Regions from separate parts of the Homo sapiens genome. Here region 1 is linked to region 2. Evidence: read pairs that join two places in POLR2A ChIA-PET (ENCODE). Cell type or tissue: GM12878. All regions are shown on one strand. Each heading gives the region's core, and the rest is flanking DNA. Links, peaks and the distances in the headings are about the cores only. Region 1 has its middle 20 kb from the start of MAP3K8. Region 2 has its middle 31 kb from the start of MAP3K8.

Evidence for each region. ChIA-PET counts read pairs that join two places held together with the same protein. Peaks named below come from ENCODE experiments on the same cell type or tissue, not always from the same donor. Only the 100,000 strongest peaks of a DNase experiment are listed, where the experiment ranks them.
Region 1: POLR2A ChIA-PET joins it to region 2 with 6 read pairs; 11 of 35 experiments call an interaction of 5 or more read pairs at or near these places.

Annotation. Positions count from the first base shown.
Region 1 is chr10:30,412,420-30,416,825 of GRCh38, forward strand. No RefSeq gene overlaps it. Among named protein-coding and RNA genes, the nearest start is that of MAP3K8, 20 kb to the right of the region's middle. In GM12878, for the core only: a CTCF peak has its summit at 1,767; no DNase peak of the experiment used is centred there; H3K27ac peaks cover 354 bases.
Region 2 is chr10:30,463,206-30,467,611 of GRCh38, forward strand. No RefSeq gene overlaps it. Among named protein-coding and RNA genes, the nearest start is that of MAP3K8, 31 kb to the left of the region's middle. In GM12878, for the core only: no CTCF peak of the experiment used is centred there; no DNase peak of the experiment used is centred there.

The DNA.
Region 1 (4,406 bases), core at 245-4,244, 51 kb before region 2:
GATAATCCCTAAGTATTAAGTAAAGATCAGGGGATCTTCAAGGTATAGTATAAAAGGCACTGGCCTGGGAATCAGAAGAAGGGAATCAGAAGAAGTGGGTTCTAGTCCTCCCTCTACTAGGAGCCTACCACCTGTCATTAGGAAAGAAATTTAATGTCTTTTTCTTTTTCTTTTCTTTTCTTTTCTTTTCTTTTTTTTTTTTTTTGAGATGGTGTCACGCTCTGTTGCCCAGGCTGGAGTGCAGTGGCACAAATCTAGGCTCACTGCAACCCCTGCTCCCTGGGTTCAAGTGATTCTCATCCTTCAGCCTCCCAAATACCTGGACTACAGGTGTGCACCACCATACTTAGCTAATTTTTGTATTTTTAGTAAAGGCAGGGTTTCCCCATGTTGGCCAGGCTGGTCTGGAACTCCTGGCCTCAAGCGATCCACCTGCCTCGGCCTCCCAAAGTGGTGGGATTATAAGCGGAAGGCACCATGCCTGGCCAAAAGCTTATTTTAAAATCATATTTTCTTTCATTTAATCTTTATGAGTGGATTGTAGAAACCATGGAATTGCTTAAGATTGACATGTTTTCTGAACTAAAATGAGTGAAATGTGTATATTCATCATCTGACAAGCCAGTTGTTTAATGTAGTCAACATGCTTGTTATGTAATCACTTCTGGTTGTATTTCTAAATTCTGGGCCTCCCAACTTCTCTAGCAGGTCAAGCCAGGAGGACTTTCATGAACTACATCAGCATGCCAATCCCAACCATTCACTAAGATTCACTCTTAGATTTTGCTGGGAAATATAAGATACAAATAAAATTGCCAAAGTGACTCCTCATGGTTATATTATGCAGAGAGATAGACTGTTGTTATGTTGTTTCCTTAGAAATCATTACAAGCTGCTTCACGTGTGTGTGTGTGTGTCACAGTATATTACATGTGCAATATATTATACATGCAATATATTAAAAGATACAGGTTGGTCACTGTGGCTCAAGCTGTAATCCCAGCACTTTGGGAGGCTGAGGTGGGTGGATCACCTGAGGTCAGGAATTCGAGACCAGCCTGGCCAACATAGTGAAACCCTGTCTCTACTAAAAATACAAAAATTAGCCAGGCGTGGTGGCACACACCTGTAATTCCAGCTACTTGGGAGGCTGAGGCAGGAGAATCGCTTGAACATGGGAGGCAGAGGTTGTAGTGAGCTGAAATCACACCACTGCACTCCATCCTGGGCAACAGAAAGAGACTCCATCTTAAAAAAAAAAAAAAAAAAAGATTAGCAGGGCCCATTATCTCTTTCCTGAACTTTGTCTGTATCAAATTATTCAAGAATCTCATGGCCTGACACGGTGGCTCACGCCTGTAATCCCAGCACTTTAGGAGGCCAAGGCGGGCAGATCATCTGAGGTTGGGGGTTGGCAACCAGCCTGACCAACATAGAGAGACCTCATCTCTACTAAAAATACAAAATTAGCCAAGTATGGTGGCACATGCCTGTAATCCCAGCTATTCGGGAGGCTGAGGCAGGAGAATCGCTTGAACCTGGGAGGCAGAAGTTGCGGTGAGCCGAGATTTTGCCGTTGCACTCCAGGCTGGGCGACAAGAGTGAAACTCTGTCTCAAAAAAAAAAAAAAAAAAAAGAATCTCGGGCACAGGCTTTGGCCATCCAAATGGACAGTCCTGTTAACAAACACCAAAGAAAGAACTGATAAATCTGGTCATTTCTGACAACACGTGTTTTCTGCCACTGCTATTTCTATTATGGCCACATGGAGTCACTGTTGAAAACTGTCCAATGCTTTCTCACCCAATGCTAGGATGAAGCAATGCCCTGCTGTTTCAAATGTCCTCATAAAAACAGCTTACATTTACTTTGAACATACTGTGTGACAGTATTGTGTTGTGTCTAATTACATCACAATATGCCTGTGAATGTTGTTGTTATCCCCATTTTATGGATATGAAAATTGAGAAAATTAAGCAAAATGACCAAGGTCATAGAATAAGTGGTGATTCCAACACAGATTTGACTGACTTTCTAATCATTGTGATTATAGGTCCATCCCTTAAACTTGTTCATGCTTTTTGATCTAGTAATTCCATTACTAGAAATCTATCTGAATTAGAGATGCACATGAAGGTACATACAGGAATTTTCAATGCCATATATGTAGGAAAGTTAGAAGCAATCTACAGTTCCAATGTGAGGAGGGGACTACTTAATTTGTAATCTATCCACAGATTAGAATACTATTAGATTATAAATATAGATCTCTATTTATACATATGTTACATATAATTTATATGTAATATATAATATGTATTATACTACATATTTATATTATATATAATATAATTTATATGTAATATATGTAAATATAGATCTCTATTTTTATATGTTACATATATGTATACATCATATGTATATATCATATTTATGTTACATATGTTATATCATATTTACATGTGTTACATCTGATATATATTTTATGTAACAATATATAAACATGTGTAATATGTAAACATGTATATTATATATAACACATATATACATATTACATTGTATGTAACATATATGAAGAGATCTAAGTTTATATGTATATCACATATATATGTATATTTACATATATACACACGTATATACACATACACACACATATACACATACACACACACACACACACACACACACACACACACACACACACACACATATATATTTTAGAGACAGGGTCTACTATGATGCCCAGGCTGGAGTGCAGTGGTTGTTTACAAGCACAATCATAGGTCACTGTGGCCTAAGACTCTTGGGCTCAAGTGATCCTCCTGCCATAGCCTCCAGAGTAGCTGGAGCTACATACATGCCACCATGCCCAGCTAACATATTACATTTATTAAGTGATTAATATTAATATTAGCCACTTATAGTTCTAAGCATTTTAGGTATATTGGCTCAGTTAACACCCACAAAACCCTAGGATACAGGTAGTAATAGAATATTTTATCTAGCGTAAGAAATCATCATTATGAAACACTTCATTATTTTGGCCAGGTGTGGTGGCTCACACCTGTCTGTAATCTCAGCACTTTGGGAGGCTAAGCCAGGGGGATCACTTGAGACCAGGAGTTCGAGACCAGCCTGGCCAACATGGCAAAACCCCGTCTCTACTGAAAATACAAAAATTAGCCAGGTGTGGTGGTACGCACCTGTAATCCCAGCTACTCGGGAGTCTGAGGCACGAGAATCACTTAAACCCAGGAGGCAGAGGTTGCACTGAACCAAGATCACGCCACTGCACTCCAGCTTGGGCGACAGAGCGAAACTCCATCTCAAAGAAAAAAAAAAAGAAGTAGCATTAACAATTTTCTTATTTCCTCTGTGATTTCTTTTTCTAAGCCGTTGTTGCTATGGAGACCATGAAGAATCAGTGAGACTGAAAGTCATGTACCAGTGCCCATAGGCAAATGTTTTAAAGTGTGAACATTGGATTTTGGAATCTGACACTAATGTTCTTGCAGTTTGGCTTTGTGTATTCCCAAGTAAGTTTTCTTTCTGTTTTTGGGAGACTATAGTTTCTAAAGTTGGTCCAGGGAACTGATTCGTGAGTCAGAAGTATTTGGTGAGCTTACTAAAATATAGATTTCTGGGCTGCACCCTTAGAATTACTTCATCAGAATATCTAGAAGTGCGATTCAGGAATCTGTATTTTTTTTAAAACAAGGTTTAGCATTTATAAATGGTTTTAGCTAAAGCATGAGAACCATTACTGAAGACCATCACTGGATGTGTGCCAATAATTCATGGAATTCTAGATTTACTTTTTAATTTACTTTTCTTTCTCTCTTTTTTTGAAACAGAGTTTCACTCTGTCACCCAGGCTGGAGTGCAATGGTGTGAACACAGCTCACTGCAGCTTTAAACTCCTGGGTTCAAGCGGTCCTCCCCCGTCAGCCTCCCAAGTAGCGAGCCTCCATACCTGGCTAGTTTTTGTATTTTATGTAGAGACAGATTGTCTCCATGTTTCCCAGGCTGGTATCAAACTCTAGAGCTCAAGAGATCTTCCAGTCTTGGCTTCCCAAAGTGCTGGGATTATAGGCATGATCCACCACACCTACTCTTTGTATTTAATTTTCTGAAAAGGATATGGTCTTCTTTTTTCATTTTATTTCATTTTATTTTATTATTTTATTTTTATAGAGACAAGGTCTACCTATGTTGCCCAGGCTGGCCTCGAACTCCTGGGCTCAAGGGATCCTTCTGCCTCAGCCTCCCAACGTGCTAAAATTACAGGCATGAGCCATAACGCACAGCGCTAAAGAGTATGTTTTACCACATGAAAAACATCTCATCAAATCCAGTTATTGCTGGAGTTAAGCACTTTTCTCCATGCAGACCAAGTGGATGCTTTT
Region 2 (4,406 bases), core at 274-4,273:
AGCCTCGATAATCCCAGTAGCTGGGATTACAGGCATGCACCACCATGCCCAGCTAATTTTTGTACTTTTAGTAGAGACGGGGTTTCGCCATGTTGGCCAGGCTGGTCTGGAACTCCTGACCTCAAATGATCTGCCCACCTTGGCCTCCCAAAGTGCTGGGATTACAGGTGTGAGCCACTGTGCTCAGCCCCACCCTCCCCCATTATTTCACTCTGTATGCCTTTGCGTATTCATAGCTTAGCTGCCTGTGCCTAATTTCATATCACCCTAGATCAGGCCCAACAAAACTTGGACCTGCTCTTGGTTAAAGGTATACAGCTTTTGATAATTTTCATGAGATACTCACATAGTCAATATGAATTGAGTTCTAGTTAACAAATTCCATTTGGAGAAAACCATTCTCTCTTTTTTTTTTTTCTTTTTCTTTTTTTTTTTTAAGATAGAGCCTCACTCTGTCGCCCAGGCTGAAGTGCAGTGGTGCCGTCTCGGCTCACTGCAACTTCCGCCTCTGGAGTTCAAGCGATTCTCCTGCCTCAGCCTCCCGAGTAGCTGGGACTACAGGCATCCGCCACCATGCCAGGCTAATTTTTGTATTTTCAGTAGAGATGGGGTTTCACCATATTGGCCAGGCTGGGAAAACCATTCTTTTGAAATAAATTGGAACTCTAATGGAGAGAAATGGGGATGATTGCTAAGAGCTGATCAATAGTGTTGGTGGCTGAGGAAGCGGTCGTGAGAGAGAACTATGAGGGGAAGTTCGGGGCTGAGAGCTCTGTGTGCACTGAGGACTTGCAGAACTGTTCACCTGGGAGGCCAAAAGTTGCACCCTAGGATGAGTCACCAGAGAATCAGCTCAAGAGGAGCAAGGAAGCCCCAAGTGAATTCCAAAGGAATGCACTACTCACCCCCTTATGAGAAGATGGGCAGTGGGGCTGTCAGGCTTGAGTATAGTTAGAATAGAATAATCATGTCCTGAAAGCTCAGCCTGGGCAACATTACAAGACCTCATCTCTAAAAACAAAAATTAGCTGGATGTGATGACTCATGCCTGCAGTCCCAGCTACTTCAAAGACTGAGGCAGGTGGATTGCTTGAGCCCAGGATTGCAAGTCTGCAATGAGCTATGATCATGTCATTGCACTCCAGCCTGGGCAACAGAGTGAGACCCTGTCTCTAAAACAAACAAACAAAAACAAAGAAAGCAACTTCCAGCCACTTTGATAATTCCTGCTTCGGGAATTGGATGGAAGCACTGGAATGCACTGCAGAATGTATACAGAGCTTTTCCAGCTCAAGCCTTAGAGATGATCTTATTTAAGCACCTGGCAAGTTAGATGGGTAGATGAACGTGCTTGCTGGAGGTCCCACAACCAATGCTAGTGCCTCATCTTCTGATTGTCACCACCTCCTTTGTGTTTTCCTTGAGGTCTGTGAAATATTCAAAAGCAGATGATGGAGATCGTACCAGGAATTTACTGGACCTGATGGGAATTTGCCTAGCCTTGGAGAGATGCTTCTCATCTGGGGATCAGCCAGTGCCCCTTGAGCTAAGTTTCTACTGATGACTGCCATGTCACCGAGCACCACAGTGGGACCTGGAAGGGATTCTGTCAGTCCCCTGGGTTCCTTGCTGATGCATGCTCACTGTCTGGCAGACACAAGGAATTTGGTCTTTTATTGACAGCAAGTTTCTGTGGTGTAACTCAATATGAAAGCCAGTGTTTTCTGGCGGGCCTGGGGGATATTTTTCATAGGTCTGCAATGTGACTAGCAGTAAAGATTGCTTGATGCCCTGCCCCATGGGCACCCAGGAGGGAATGTGCCCAGCAGGAGAGCGGGCCTATTAATGGAGAGTTGAAGTTTTATGAGGACCAACTCTGGGCAAGCAACTGTGCTGGGCCCTGAAGGAGACATAAGTGAGAGAAGATTCTAGTCTCTCTTACTTATCCACTCTCTGCTGAAAGGAAGCACGTTCCATTTTGGAATTGTTAGAAGGTTCTTTGATTTAATGCATATTCCCATCTGCCTCCAAAACGGCTTTTTTCATCAAGTATTTACTTGCAATTTTACCTTTTGCCTGTGAGCTGGCTTTCTAAATGTCCATTGAATCGCCAATGCATAAGAAGATGATGACTAAAAGGTTTAGGCATCAGCATCAGGTTTCAAAAGCTTGCTTTGTGCCGGGCACAGTGGCTCACACCTGTAATCCCAGCACTTTGGGAGGCCAAGGCAGGTGAATCACCTGAGATCAGGGGTTCGAGACCAGCCTGGACAACATTGTGAAACCCCGTCTCTACTAAAAATACAAAAAACTAGCCAGGCATGGTGGTGCACGCTTGTAATCCCAGCTACTTGGGAGGCTGAGGCATGAGAATCGTATCAACCCGGGAGGTGGAGGTTGCAGTGAGCCGAGATGGCGCCACTGCAGTCACTGAACCTGGGCAACAAGAGCAAAACTCCATCTCAAGAAAAAAAAAAAAGGTTTGCTTTGGGCCAGAGAGAGGAGAAATGCAAAGCAGTCATTTACCAAACATTTTTTTTTTATGTTTTTGTTATATGTTATATGTTTTTGTTTTTTTATGCTTTTGTCAATTTTGTCTAAGATCAGTTGGCTATAGATGTATAGCTTTATTTCTGGGTTCTCTTTTCTGTGTTCCATTAATCTATGCAATTGTTTTTATACCAGTACCATGCTGTTTTGGTTACTACAGCCTTGTAATATTATTTGAGGTCAGGTAATATGATGCCTTCAGCTTTGTTCTTTTTCCTTAGGATTGTTTTGGCTACTTGGTGATTTCATATGAATATTAGGGGTTTTTTTTTAATTCTGTGAAAAATGACATTGGCATTTTGAATTGCACTGAATCTGTAGATTGCAGATTGCAGATTGTTTTGGGCAGTATGGTCATTTTAACAATATTGATTCTTCCAATCCATTAGCATGGGATATTTTTTCATTTGTTTGGGTCATCTCTGATTTCTTTCAGGAGTGTTTTGTAGTTTTCCTTACAGAGATCTTTCACCTCTTTGGTTAAATATATGCCTAGGTATTTTTTTTTTTTTGGTAGCTATTGTAAATGAGATTGTTTTCTTAATTTGGTTCTCAGCTTGATTGTTACTGATATGAATAAATGGTACTGATTTTTGTATGTTTATTGTGTATCCTGAAACTTTCCTGAATTCATTTATCAAATGTAGGAATTTTTTTGGTGGAGTCTTCAGGGTTTTCTAGGTATAAGACCTTATCATCAAGCATTTTTGTACTCATCTGTGAAACACCCTCATCCGGATTTGTGCTCAGCTCTCTCTAGGCAGGGTGTGCAGATACAAGCGTGGACAGGAGAGAGAATCACGTTCCTGTTCTGTTGGACAATGGTCCTCAGCCCCGGGAGCAACAGCTGCATTTTCAACAACTGGAACTTGGAGTATAGATTCCTTCCCACATTGCCTATGTTTAACCCCTTTGTGGGAAATCTGTTTTGTCACACTTCAAAATCACAGTGAGAGATGACCAGTCATAGCCAGCACACCTAAGAACACAGCATGCGCTGCGTTTATTTTCAAGGCTGGGATAAATTCTGAGTACTTAACCAATTTCGAGACATCTGCTTCACCACATATTACAGAACCAAAGGTGATAATAATTGGCTATCTGGCTGCCTGGAGCATAATTGCTGATTGAATGACATCTTGTTCATCCTGGTGACTGTACAAGGAGGCCAACTGGAAATACAAATCAATGCATAATCAGCTAAGAGCATAGCGGTCTCTCATTACGGCTCTACACCAAGGTACCCTGAGTTGGCCTAGCAATTGTATCATTATACAAATAACATTAAAGATTAGGGGAGATATGGAATTTCCCTACAAATGTTGGCTATTATTATTGTTTTAATTCATTAATGCTAAATGTTCTTTCTATGAAGCTTAATGAAATTCCGCTTTATCTTTCCCATATGTATGTAGAATTTCAGACAGCATTTCATTGGAACATACCTTCATACTGGTCCATTTATAAATCTGAATAGGCTTGACTCTTTTCAGCCTAATTAACGTTCTTCCAAGGCATCAAGGGAGATGAGAAGGAAGAAGAATATTTTCAGCAAAAAGAGGGGTAATAGGCACTACTGAAAGAAGGCTTGGAGCTTGCAGTGGAGTTAACTTTTGGTTCATTCTTGCTTTTTGCAAACGCACCAGTGACGGTGAGCCCATCGGACTGACGCTAATGGAAAGAGGGCTGAGAATGGTGGCTCTTGCCTATAACCCCAGCACTTTGGTAGGCTCAGGCAGGAGGATCGCTTGAGGCCGGGAGTTCAAGACCAGCCTGGGCAGCAGAAAGAGACCCTGTCTCTACAGAAAATAAAATAAAAACTTAGCCAGGCATGGTGGCATGTGCCTGTAGTCTGA